Regions from separate parts of the Homo sapiens genome. Here region 2 is linked to region 1. Evidence: chromatin loops called from intact Hi-C (ENCODE). Cell type or tissue: endothelial cell of umbilical vein. All regions are shown on one strand. Links, peaks and the distances in the headings refer to the core of each region. The heading gives the core; the rest is flanking DNA.

Region 1 (8,040 bases), core at 1,296-6,295:
TTCCACTCCAAAACCCTAGTGAAACGAAGTGCCCCACTCACTTCTGGAAGATGGCTTTCTTCTTTCCAAATGGAGCTTCAGGAATGCACGGGAAAAGAGGCAGCCTAAGCATTTACATGTATCCGTGCTCCCAGGCTGATTCACACAAAGCATCAGCAACCTGCATAAATTTAGCCTGTGAGGGCGATTGTGATAGTTGTGAGAGTGATGACTGATTTCAATATGCAAGTATTTATTGGGTGCCTAAATGGGCAAACATTGGGGTTATAGTGATGAACACAACAGATGTAGTCTTATCATACTTTTGGGATTTTACTTTTAAAAGTACAAATTGCCAGTTGAGATTGAAAGATGTGTCTTTTCTTCCCTTAGGGAATATAAGAGAGGACAAAGAATTGAGCTTAAAAGAAAATCATTGATGTAAGAGACATAAAAAACCATATTGCATAATAGCCTTTTTAGCAACCGTTACTTAAAACCTGACAGTGAAATGAGCATATATACCATATGGCATGTGTGTATTATGCCTTTATCATATTACTTGAATGTACACTTAGCTGCATCCCATTTTAATGAAAGGGATTTCTTGCTTTCTTTATACTCAGAGAATTCCCTCAGATTCAACTACACTTAGCTGCATCCCATTTTAATGAAAGGGATTTCTTGCTTTCCTTATTCTCATAGAATTCCCTCAGATTCAACTAAAAGAGATAATAACAGCAACAATAATAGTAATTTACTCCATTAAAGATGACCACTTTATGCTAAGTTCCAAATAACTCTCACTACTTAACAGCAGATTTTGGACTCTACTCAAGACCTTCCAGTTTTTCAGAGAATGAGAAGAACATTCTGTAGAAGCACAAAACTTTCAAGATTCTCTAGGAATTAATACAAATCCAAATGCGGTTCTGTGGCCAAATGTCAGTTTCATCTAGAAAATCCAATAAATAGCTATAGAGTACTGACTGTCTGAGAGGCAGGCAACCAGGAAAAAACATGCGGTTAAGAGTACAGGCTCTGAGAGAATAATTATGTTTTGGGAACTATAGTATGTCTGTTATTAGATTCTAGTCTCATGAGTTGTTTTTTAAGTTTTTTTCTGAATTTAGACTAACTCTGCTTATTCATGTGAAACCACCAGTGATCTCTGGCTGCTGCTCAGAAGAAACAAAAGGAATGGGTAATGTAAAAGTCTGAATCAATATTCTAATTTTGTCCACATATTGGAATCAGGTAGCGGTCCCATATCAGCTTGGTTCCATCAGTTGCCCAGTTCATGGAAAGCCTTCTTATTTAGTTTACTTGGGATAATTTTGCTTAACTGTTGTGGGATATATTGCTGTTGTACTCTTTGTGTAGAAATGCAGGATAACGGCTTGGCGCAGTGGCTCACGCCTGTAATCCCAGGACTTTGGGAGGCCAAGGCGGGCGGATCACAAGGTCAAGAGATCAAGACCATCCTGGCCAAGATGGTGAAACCCCATCTCTACTAAAAATACAAAAAAGCTGGGTGTGGTGGTGCGTGCCTCTAGTCCCAACTACTCAGGAGGCTGAGACAAGGTTCGCTTGAAGCTGGGAGGTGGAGGTTGCAGTGAGCCAAGATTGCACCACTGCACTCCAGCCTGGTGACAGAGTAGGACTCCATCTCAAAAAAAAAAAAAAAAGTAAAAAAAGAAATGCAAGATAAGCTTATTGAATGTTTTCCTAAATTGAGCACTTATTAATCTTCCAAATATCACCTTTTGTTGAAACTCAAGATTTATGAGTGGCCCTCAACATACTGATGCTTTCTGACCAGGCTTCTCTCTACCCTGAATATAAAAGACCTTCATAGTTAGGCAGGGATATCATATCATCGTTCCTATTCAGCCTGAAGAAGTTACAGAAGATGGATCTTCATCCCTCTGCAACCCTTAGGATTAAGGGTTCTCTTATAAAAGGAAGGGGGAAAATGTCAGAGGCTTTTAAACCAGAGTGACTTTATCATGTATAGAGGCTGGGTAAAATGAGGCTGAGACCTACTAGGCTGCATTCCCAGGAGGTTAGAGCATTCTTAGTCACAGGATGAGATAGGAGGTCAGCACTAAATACAAGTCATAAAGACCATGCTGATAAAGCAGACTGCAGTGGAGAAGCCAGCCAAAACCCACCGAAACCAAGATGATGACAAGAGTGACCTCTAGTTGTCCTCACTTCTCATTATACACTAATTATAATGTATTAGCATGCTAAAAGACATTCCCACCAGCACTATGACAGTTTATAAATGGCATGGCAATGTCAGGAAGTTACCCTATATGATCTAAAAAGGGGAGGAAGCTTCACTTCCAGAAATTGTTCACCCTTTTCCTGGAAAACTCATGAATAACTCACTCCTTGTTTAGCATATAATAAAGAAATAACCATAAAAATGGGCAGCCAGCAGCCCATGCTGCTGCTCTGCCTATGAAATAGCCATTCTTTTATCCCTTTACTTTCTTAATAAACTTGCTTTCACTTAAAAAAAAAAAAAAAAGTACAGGCTCTGAAATCACACATGTGAAAGAAAACCTTAGGCAAATAGTTTAATTTCCAAAGTCTTAGTGTCCTTCTCTTTAAATGGAGATACTACCTCTTTCAAAAGGCAATTGTGAAGATCAAATGACAACCTGCACCTAGCACAGAACCTGGCACATCTGAGCACTCAATAAACATTCCTTGATCCTACCAGTATTCTCATAATCACCATAGTTTTGTCTGACTCCCTCTTTTCAAATTAAGTGGTACTCTGGGATATTGGGGTTAACCCTGTCCAAGGGCTGCTTTGTTGGACACTGTCAGTAGAGACAGAATGTGTAAGTTTAGCAGTATTTTCAAGTAAAAAGCATAAAGGAACAATTCAGATGGTAGCCAATGGGTGAAAGAAGATAAAATAAAATATTCAGAGAAATTACCTAAGATACAGTGCAGCTGCTATAGCTTTGATTTATGACTAACATCCTAGGACAGAGATGGGGAGGAAGCTGATAAACAGAGGCTATGACCTGCTGTGGGCAATAATGTTTCAGGATCTCAGGTGCCACTTCACAGATGGGACATAGGTGTTGCCTGGTTGGGTTCTGAGTATCTGGGTTTAGTGGGGCTGAGCTGAGACAGCCAAAGAGAAAGCACATAAATATCCAAGGGAGAGAATGTGTCTGGCTTCAGACCTTACAGATCAAAATTGTCTTTCCAGATAAAGGTCTAAAAGAGAGAGCTGAATAAATCAAACAAGAGGTGACGAGAAATTGAGGAGGAAGTGAAGCACAGAAGATCTGAGACTGATATCTGCACTGGGAAGGGATATCTGGAACTCTCTCTCTCTCTCTTTCTCTCTCCATGGGTTCTGGGGTTGCACATTGGTTGAGATAAAGATGAATTTCAGTTGGACCAGCAGATATTGGAGAATGATGAGAGCAGCAGTTAAGGAAGGTAGGGGAAATATTATGGAGCCTACTTTAGATCATGCTAAGGGGTTTCTATTTGAGCCTGTAGACAATGTTGATCAGATTTCTGTTTTACAAAGACAACCCTTAAATGCTTCACCTTATCCCCACAGTCCTAATTAATTGTCTTTGCTTCTCATTCCCACACAGCTTGGCTCTTGCCACATCGTGACTTATTTTTTATTTTTTTTCTATGACTATCTTTCTCCTTCCAACTGTGAAATTTCTTGAAGGCAGACCCTATGTCTTTGACTTTGATGCCATGTTTTTTTTTGTTTTGCTTGTTTGTTTTTTAAGACAAAGACATGGCAGGTAAAATTCAAATTTGGATGACATCCATGAAACATGAGAAGTTCGTTTCTAGAAGCTCCTGAAGGACTTGGGCTTGGGGCTCAGAGAGTAAGTTGCTTCTCTCCAATACTAAAATCAAGCCCCTGGGAATGGGCCAGCCAAATTGGACATGCAGCACCAGGAGCTTTCTGAGAGTATTTTTCTATTTCTTTTTCATCTCTTTTCTCCCCAGCCTTACCATGTTCTTGTCCACAGAGGTCAACATATGTTTAGTACATGAAAGGCGGATACCTCTTCTTTGAAGAGTAATTTGTGGACAGGGCCTTCAGAGTAGTGCTTTCCCTTGTGTTATGGTATCCTTGTGTTCCAGGGTGGTAAGCTGCTTTGGCAATGTGGCAGCCCACTGGTCTCCTGGGAGATGCTTCAAGAGTAAGCCATTTCACACCGTGCTGCCTGGGGAGCTCAGAGCAAACCCTGGCCATCAGATATGGCCAGTGGAGGGCAGCAGAGGGCTGCAGAGCATGGTCCAGTGTCCCTCTGGAGGTGATGGAACTATCAGGACAGGTATCTGCATGTGAGAGTGCAGGATTGACAGGAAAATGCCTATCAGCAATCAAGAAGAACCAATAGATTCTTCGGAGAAAGATCAGGCTGTAGAGATATTGAGGAGCTGGCACCTTGAAAACCCTGAAGTAGATTAGGGAATATCAATGGGAAACTAGAAACTCAGCATGTGGAGTAAGGACCAGCCTAACACCATAACAATAATACTTCTGCCTTCTGCAGATCACCAGAGGCCAGAGCTGGATGAGATGCCTTCCAGAGGACCTCGAAGATAACCTCAATTGGCCTTTTTGCCCCTCTATCTAGCTTAGAGAATGCAGTGGCTCTGGGCTCTGGAATAATAATCTCCTCCCCATCCTTCTTCACTTCCCTCCCCACCCAAACCACCCATTTCTGTCTCATCTGTGGTTTCATACTCAACTGTGGAGGCTAGTGCCATACATAGGTGAAAACTCAGGTTATCAGTGGCTACTCAACAGCCTCACTAGTGGCCAATCTAACCTCACTTTACTGCCATAATTAGAAGTTAGCAGGTGTTTCTACTTTTAGCCTCTGTTTTATTGGCTTTGCTTACTGGCTAAAACAGGTCTTGGGATTCTTTCTGTGGCTGATTAAGTCACACATCTTGACACCTAAAGTGATGTTCCAGCCAAAATATATTTGCACATGTAATAATAAAAATAATCATCTGCCACATATGAGAAAGAGACAGAAATCTCTCACAATTTATTTTCCATTTTATTTTTACTCCTGTTAGCACCTTCACTCTAGCCAATGGAATCCGTTGTTGTGAGTTCCTATTGTTAGCCTTGATGGCTAGATTTGCTGATATTACTGGCATTAGGCTTTGCAACTTATTTCAAGGAAAGATAACATTTGGATGTCCACATTTTTGTTCAAGGTCACTGGCCAATTGTATCTTATCAATGTCTTTATCCTTGTATCATCTATATTTATTACACCTTAAGGAAGCATCATAAATATCCTTATTGGCTAGAGCCTCACTTCCTTGTGAGGCATCTTTTTCAATGACTTATCCTTGCCTTTCTGTTCATAGTTGGTTAGCAACAGGTGCAGTTGAATAAATGGGTGGGTATGTGTCTATAAGATAAGTGCCATCTCCTTCTTTTATCTTAAGATATTTCCATTTCTTCAGCTAAACAATGGAGATGATTACACCACCATATGCTCCCCTCCTTCAACAGATGTAAGTGTGGGGTCATCACCAAAGAAAGGGTTTGAGGACCAGTTACTCAGCCACACATCCCAAATGGCTTAAGAATCTCTGTATTCTGGAAGAGAATATGGCCCTATGAGGGCCTTCCTATTATATCCAGAATTTAGTGACTTTTTCTTCCTATTACCATAATCACATCCATTGCATTGGACATATGGTGGCTTAGAGGACAGAATTAGAATTAATCAGTGAGTGGCTATTACAGGGAAACAAGGACTCAACTTAAATAGCATTTTCTAAGTTAAACTTGCCTAAAGATTGATGGGGCTGATTCACAAGGAGGTGAACTATAATCCTGGGGGTTTTAGGTAGAGGGGAAGACCAATTGTCACCACTGGTTCTCTCTGATGGCCAGATCAGATTCTTTGTAAAGTCTTCTGTAGCACTTGGGACACATAATAATTACAGGCTTCTAAAATGGGTTTCTAACAAGTTACTACTGTTACCTGAAATCATAGCCAGCAGAATAGTGCAATGCATTTTAAAAACAATATCTAACTTCTTTTTATCAGATGAGGAATATATTAGCATTCATTGAGCTCCTATGTATCAGATATTGTGCTAAGCACTTTACATCCTTTAATGCTTGCAACAACCCTGTTAGGCAAGGGTTATTCTTTTCATTCCACAGGTAAAGAAACTGAGACTCAGAGCATTTAAGTCAGTTGTCTAAGTTCACATCATAGTAGAACCCAAATCTGTAGCCAGATCTCTCTGAATAGCTGTCTTTTCAACGCACCAGGCCACCTTTTATGAAGAAATAAAGGCTATGCTGACCAAAGCTCTGTTCTCCTGAGTATTACCATGCATTTTAGTTGCAAATAATATTTAATACAGTAATACATAATCAAGGAGTATTTTTTTTGTCAATGACTGCAGGGTAAACCTACCTTAGCTTCATTCTACATTCACCTCAGAATGTGTGTATAGTCAGTTTTCACACTGAATGTCAGCAAATGGAGTGGATATGGTGCTCAAAGAAGGCAAAAAATAAGTGATCATCTTAGATTTACAAGAGTTGCAAAAATTTTATAACCAGCTATGCTGTAAGAATTGTGAGTGTGGTCAAGTAAGACTAGTGAATTCTTCCAGAAGGTAGCAGCTTTTTCCCTTGCTATTACACTGGCTGAGTATCTACTCTTCTTTAGATATAGGATATGCACTAGGGAAGCTGTTTGAAGACTGATTACAAATGTGGCCATGACAATGTGGTTAAGTGATTTCATTAATATGTAGTTTAAAGAACAAAAAGGCCAGTGCCACACCAAGGAACATGGAGGTAGCATTTTCCAATACTGTCTAGAAAGCTGGAGCATGTCCAAATAGTTAGCCTTTGGGTATTTATTTCCTTTGTATGAAAACAGACATTGAAACTTGCTTTGTATTCATTTGTTTTTCAGGTTAGTTATTGCCATTTGCTTTGAACGTGTATAAAGGGATTTTTCAGAAGTAGCATGTGAGCTGTAACAAGGAATCTTATCTGGCAATCTTCCCTGATCTGTCACTGAAGGCTAATCTCACCACAGGAACACTGTCATACATCATAAAGATATATACCCTTTCCAGGCATTTTAAAACATATTTATTTTTCCTTCGTTTTACAAATACTGACTGTCTACAATTGTTGGTTTTAATAATATTACCAGCAAACAGTTAATTGCACTTGCTGTGTGCATGGCATGGTTCTAAGAGCTTTTTATCTCACAAGAACTCTGAGATGAATCTCATTTTCCAGAAGTGGAAACTGTATAAAGCTTAATTTTTTTTCTTAATAGACTAGGAAAAAATAAGGTTAATCAAAATCTCTGCAAGCTTTAAGGTTGATATTTAATTTAAAACAAAACAAAAACAGTTTCAAAGTAGTATATTCCCAACGTTATCTGTAGAGTCATATTTATTGTTCACCTTAATGTTCAGTCATCACTAAAGATTTCTGTAGCTAATCAGAATCAATGGAGCCACTAAATTTATTGTGAAATAAATGACATCCCTATGAAAAATACTCTGTTCTAAATATGACCCAGGACAAACTCTGAATTAGAGCTGTTGCATTTTGTATACTACTGTACTTCCATCTTCATTAACACCTAGCCAGTCTTTCTTCTAACACCTAGTTAGCAACTGGTTACTGTCAAAGACTGCTGTGTTTCAGTTCTGTCCAGAGGAGCTAGATCTGTATTTGTCTACATCTGTTTCCAGAATTGCAAGTAGTAACTTTTAATATAAATAGCTTTTCTTAAGTACAATGTTTTGGGGCCTCATAAAAGCACTCTTCCCTTAGACCTGAATGTAACATCGGTATGGTAGATTCACCTGGGCTTGTGCCAAGGAATTACTGTTCTGAAGCTTCTCAAGGTCTTTGTTATAGATGGTTCTCCCTATAAGCCATATCAATATATCTCTATATTTTCAAAATCCGAAATACTGTTCTATGCTCTCAAATTGATACCAAACATTAAAAATCTGAAAGTCCTCCCAAAT
Region 2 (5,000 bases), core at 1-5,000, 120 kb after region 1:
TCAGCACTGATTCACATATCACAATAGCCTTGGGCCTATAATCACATCCCTAGTTGCCTGCCTGCTGAGCTACATCTGTGTTTTCATGGAGAGATTAGAATTATACCAGCATTTCAACCCCATCACTACCTTGCCCTAGCTATGAGGTCTTGGGCAAGTTATTTTTTCTCTGTGAACCTCAGTTTCCTCAATCAGTAAAATGGGTATAAAGGCACTCAACATTACGAGGGGCTTTTAAAGAAAATGTCCGGTTGTTCATAGGTACCTAAAGACTTCCCTTTATCTTATTAACTTTCTTTTGGCTTATCTGACTCCAGCTAAAATAAATATGTGTCTGATCCTACACTGAACAACTTTCTTACCTGATCCAATCACCGAAACTTCCCCATTCAGGTCAGCATCTGAGCACTTCAGATTCCAAACCTGTGTTGGAATATACGTCTCATACATAGGACTAATCTTTCCAAATAGACTTGAGTTAGCTTTCAAAGGACATTTAGATTAAGCCCAGAATCTTTTTCTGAACTGAAATGTAACTGCTACTCAACATATATTTCATTTACCAACAGATGGCTGCATTTAATTCTGTTTACTACCATAACAAGCTTCTCTAAACATAGACATGCCAAACTGGAGGTAGGTGTGTGATTTTAGGGCCATTCTTCATTTACTTCTGAAAGTGTAATGATTAAAAAATTATTTTGTAACTGGGGAAAATGGAATAATGTTTACAAAAAGAGAAAGTTTGAATCACAATCTTAAAATGAAAGTGAGCTCATCAGAAGGGTTGATGGTGGTAGAGATGGTACCCTGTGCCTTGGGCCCTACCAGAATGACCCAACGGGGATGGGAGTTGTCATGGCTTTAATGTTTGTCCCCTTCAAAATTCATAGTGAAATTTAATTGCCATTGTAACAGTATTAAGACGTAGGACTTTTGAGATGATTAGGCCATGAAGGCTCCACCTTCATGGGTGGGATTGGTGCATTATATAAAGACAAACTTGGCCCTCTCTTGCTATTGCTCTTTCTCTCACCTTCTGACATGTAATGTTTTAGCAAGAAGGTCCTTACCAGATCCCAGCTCCTTGATATTGGACTTCTCACCCTCCAGGACTGTCCATTATAAGTCTCAGGTATTGTGATACAGCTGCACAAAATTATCTAAGACAGAAGTGGAGACCAGAATCTCAGGACCTCAGTTATTCAGAAAGTGGCCAGAACAACTTTGCATTGGAGGGTATGAGGAAGACAAAATTACCCTTTAAACATGGTTTGAAAATAATTTTTGGGCTTTGCCACCATGTAATTCCAAAGTCAGCTAAGGCTACTTGACCCTTTAATATCATTATAATACTGACTCAGTTCTCCATTCTGTACTTGCAGAGGTTCAGAGTACTACCCAAGATTTCTGTGAATTCTTGGGGTAGGGAGAAGGTGGTGAGAGGCAAGGAATGAGAGAAGGATTTACATTTACATGGTCTCCTCTAGGTTCATGGTCCTGATTCTGCATATTCAGCTTAGTTTGTGTGACTTCTCTGTCATTCAAGTTCTTATCCTTTTCCACGTGTCATCAACATGGAGCCAAGGTGTTGTTTTCTCCCCCCTACTGTTTGTAACATACACATACCCACTCACAAGGCAGTTGTTTGTAGAAAGTATAAGGAGAAGAGGGTGAGTTTACCTTGAAATGTTGCAAATAACTTCATATTTAGACATTTTAGTTCTAAAAAGTTTTCTCATCATGTGGAGAGTTTTAATGGCTACTTCACCTCCAGAGAACTATCTCAATGGCTTCCCACCTTTTCTCTCTCCCAATTTACAAATTTATAATTTATTAAAAATGCAGAGCCAATAGCCCTCCCTTTTATTGACTTGGTTCGTATCATGTCCTTAGGGTTTTACCTTCTCTCCAATCTCCAAGTGTATTTTTTTAAAAAAAAAACAAACAAAAATTCTATACCGTAATGCTATAAGGGCTTAAGTTGAGATATATATCTAAGGCATTAGAGAGAGAGAGATCTCAACTAGAAATTCCTGTTCCAGGAGTTCAGAATATGGCCCCATAGGCCAAGGCAAATTTAGACCAGAATACCTAGCCTTTGTCTGCCAATTACTTAGAAGTGACTTCATTGATTTGTGTTAAATAAATGAAGATAAAATCTGAATGAACCTTAAAAGTGGGTGAGAATTAGTCTGCCTTCTTATTCTCCAAATAGACTTAAATCAGAGAAATTTATTGATGTGTATCTGTGTTTAAATGTATCCTTACTTTTTGCTGTTTCTTAAGATTCAGAATTTCATTAAGTCTCAGGATTCTAATTTCTAAGTTATAAAACTAACATATTCTTGAGTACAGGGATTTTTTTAAAAAGCTGGGATATCAAGTTTTTCTATAAACTATGATAATTCATACATAATTATACCTGACATCTAGCATTTATATCATGGCAGATGTGGAAAGAATTGCATTTATTTTTGATGGTATTTAACAATCTTTCTATCCACGAAAAATTGTGGGTCTTGTGTGTCTAAGGTAAACAAGTGCAGCTCTTTAGCTCATCTCTGCATTCCACATTTGCATATTTTACTTTTTCCCCCGATTCCTTTCATGATTGTTTGACTTTGCCTATATGGGTAGAAGGGGAGAGGGAAGAACAGACCAGTATTTGTTGTACTGAATAAGTTTCGAACACAGGGAGAACTGTTTAATTTCACTCTCATGACGGTTAGATGGGAGCTGTAAGCATTAGTGATGCTAGTTCACCATGATGCAAATTCAGCTTTCTTCTCAATTCCTGAGATTGGAAGTGCTGAATCTGCAGCTGCTGTGATATTAGTCTCTCTTTAACAAAATTTTTTTAAAACCTCTAGCATCTTTCATTTATCTTGGAAAAACCAAATATGTACATGCTGTACTTTCATTTTCTAAAGTTTCATTTAGAACAGATGACATGTGAATTTTTTCCAAGAAAAAAAATAGTTTCTTATCTGCTTTGACTTGTTGATTATTTCTAAGTGCTCAATTACCGAGAGCACTTCTTGGGTCTAGCTCTTCTGCTGATAGAACAGCAATGCCCCCTACTGATAAATTTCTGAAAACCTTTCCTTAGAAAATGAGAACATAAACCTCTCACTTACAGGCACAGTATTCACCAGCTTCCTCTGAAAAAGACGTGTGCTTCTAGGCTCATCTTAGTGTGACTTATTAGCCTCTCATTAGTGTAATTTCCTGAATTAGTCTTTGCTAAAGCAGCTATGAAGTTATTCCATGCTTGGCTGGCTTTATAAAAAATAATTTTAAAGATGTCAGCAGAGCTTTATACCTGACAAAATGGGAACCAGAACTATTTGATTATAGTAATGTAATTCCTGTTACATTATATTTATATTTAGAGTGGGAGAGTTCCTCATAATACCTTCATATTTGTCTTACTGTTTCTTCAGTATTTATAGAATTTCTGGTAGAGAGACTTTAAAGCCTGTTGTTCTAGATTTACTTGAATGCCTTCTAGTATTCTCTCCATCAAGTAATTGCCAGGGTTGTGCTTGGTTTTCCCTAGCAATAGAAAACACACTACCTATCAAAGCAAACTATAGCATCTATCTTTAAACAATTCCAAAAAAAGTCAATGCAAATTTTTTTCTGTTTAACTTCCAAATACCTATTGGACCAATTTTACCCTCTGGCTGTTATATTAACTTTTGCTGTAACAAATCTAATTTCTCATAATTCTTCTAATATTTGAACAGAGGAATCACATCCTTCTCCTGGCATTCTTCTCTTCCCTAGGAAAAGTAATAACTATCAGAGAAAAGGCAAATATTTCTATAAATGTGGACCAAAGGACAGAATGCCAGTAGAATATATAATTCCTATTTTTAAATCATAGACTAATTGTTACCCTCTCTCTCTAAACTCACACACACACACACACACACACATTTTCTTCATAGTTACCATAATACACTTGAAAAAATGACCATCTTTTTTTTCCTTTTTTAGTTAACGTGTAATAACTGTACATATCTATGGGTTATAGTGATATTTTGATACATGTATACAACGTGTAATGATCAAATCAGGATAATTAGCAAATCTAATACTTTGAACATTTTTTTCTTTGCATGTGAACATTCAAAATCCTCTCCTCTATCTTTTTGAAAATATGTATTATTGTTAACCCTCAAAAGCAAATGTAACAAAACCAAAAACAGACAAATAGGACTTAATTAAACTACAAGCCTTCTGCATAGCAAAATAAATAATCAGTAAGCAAACAACCTATAGAATGGGAAGAAAATGTTTGCAAACTATATATCTGACAAAGTGTTAATATCCAGAATCTACAAGAAACTCAAGAAAAACAAACTCATTAAAATGTGGGTAAAGGACAGGAACAGGTATTTTTCAAAAGACAACATACAAGTGTATCTTTAAATGTGTGAAAAATGCTCAACATCACAAATCATCAGAGAAATGCAAATTAAAACCACAACAAGATACCATCTTACACCAGTCAGAATGGCTATTATTAAAAAGTCAAAAAACAATAGATGTTGGCTAGGATGTGGAGAAAAGAGAACACTTATACACTGTTGGTGGGAATGTAAATTAGTACAGCCTCTGTGGAAAACACAATGGAGATTTCCCAATAGAACTGAAAATAGAACCACCAAATGATCCAGCAATCTCACTACTGGGTGTCTACCCTAAGGAAAATAAATCATCACATAAAAAAAGATACCTGCGCTGTTATATTTATCACAGTACTATTTACAATAGCACAGTCATGGAATCAACTTAAGTGTTCATCAACTGATTGAATAAAGAAAGGTCGTGTGTGTGTGTGTGTGTGTATAGCAAAAATTAAGGACACATTAAACACAGATACACATCTATAAATTTCTCTGATTTAAGTCTCTTTGGAGAATAAGCCTATATATACATATAGGCTATATATATATTCCATTGTGTATTCCATTTTATAGATGAGTAGT

Evidence for each region. A loop is a pair of places that touch in the nucleus more often than their neighbours do. Peaks named below come from ENCODE experiments on the same cell type or tissue, not always from the same donor. Only the 100,000 strongest peaks of a DNase experiment are listed, where the experiment ranks them.
Region 2: a loop joins it to region 1, with 20 times the contacts of the local background. A loop is called at or near these places in 49 of 110 quality-filtered maps.

What each region holds. Positions count from the first base shown.
Region 1 is chr9:101,115,157-101,123,196 of GRCh38, forward strand. The region is part of intron 1 of PLPPR1 (phospholipid phosphatase related 1); the gene reads left to right. Among named protein-coding and RNA genes, the nearest start is that of PLPPR1, 90 kb to the left of the region's middle. RefSeq lists an enhancer at 1-413 and a silencer at 4,111-4,405. In endothelial cell of umbilical vein, for the core only: a CTCF peak has its summit at 4,256 (motif pointing right); DNase peaks (open chromatin) are centred at 2,185 and 4,255; H3K27ac peaks cover 2,256 bases.
Region 2 is chr9:101,232,617-101,237,616 of GRCh38, forward strand. All of the region lies in intron 2 of PLPPR1 (phospholipid phosphatase related 1), which reads left to right. It overlaps LOC105376182 (a long non-coding RNA gene), which reads right to left. Exons shown (of 4, transcript XR_930182.3): 3 at 1,074-1,163. Among named protein-coding and RNA genes, the nearest start is that of BAAT, 150 kb to the right of the region's middle. In endothelial cell of umbilical vein, for the core only: a CTCF peak has its summit at 3,072 (motif pointing left); a DNase peak (open chromatin) is centred at 3,075.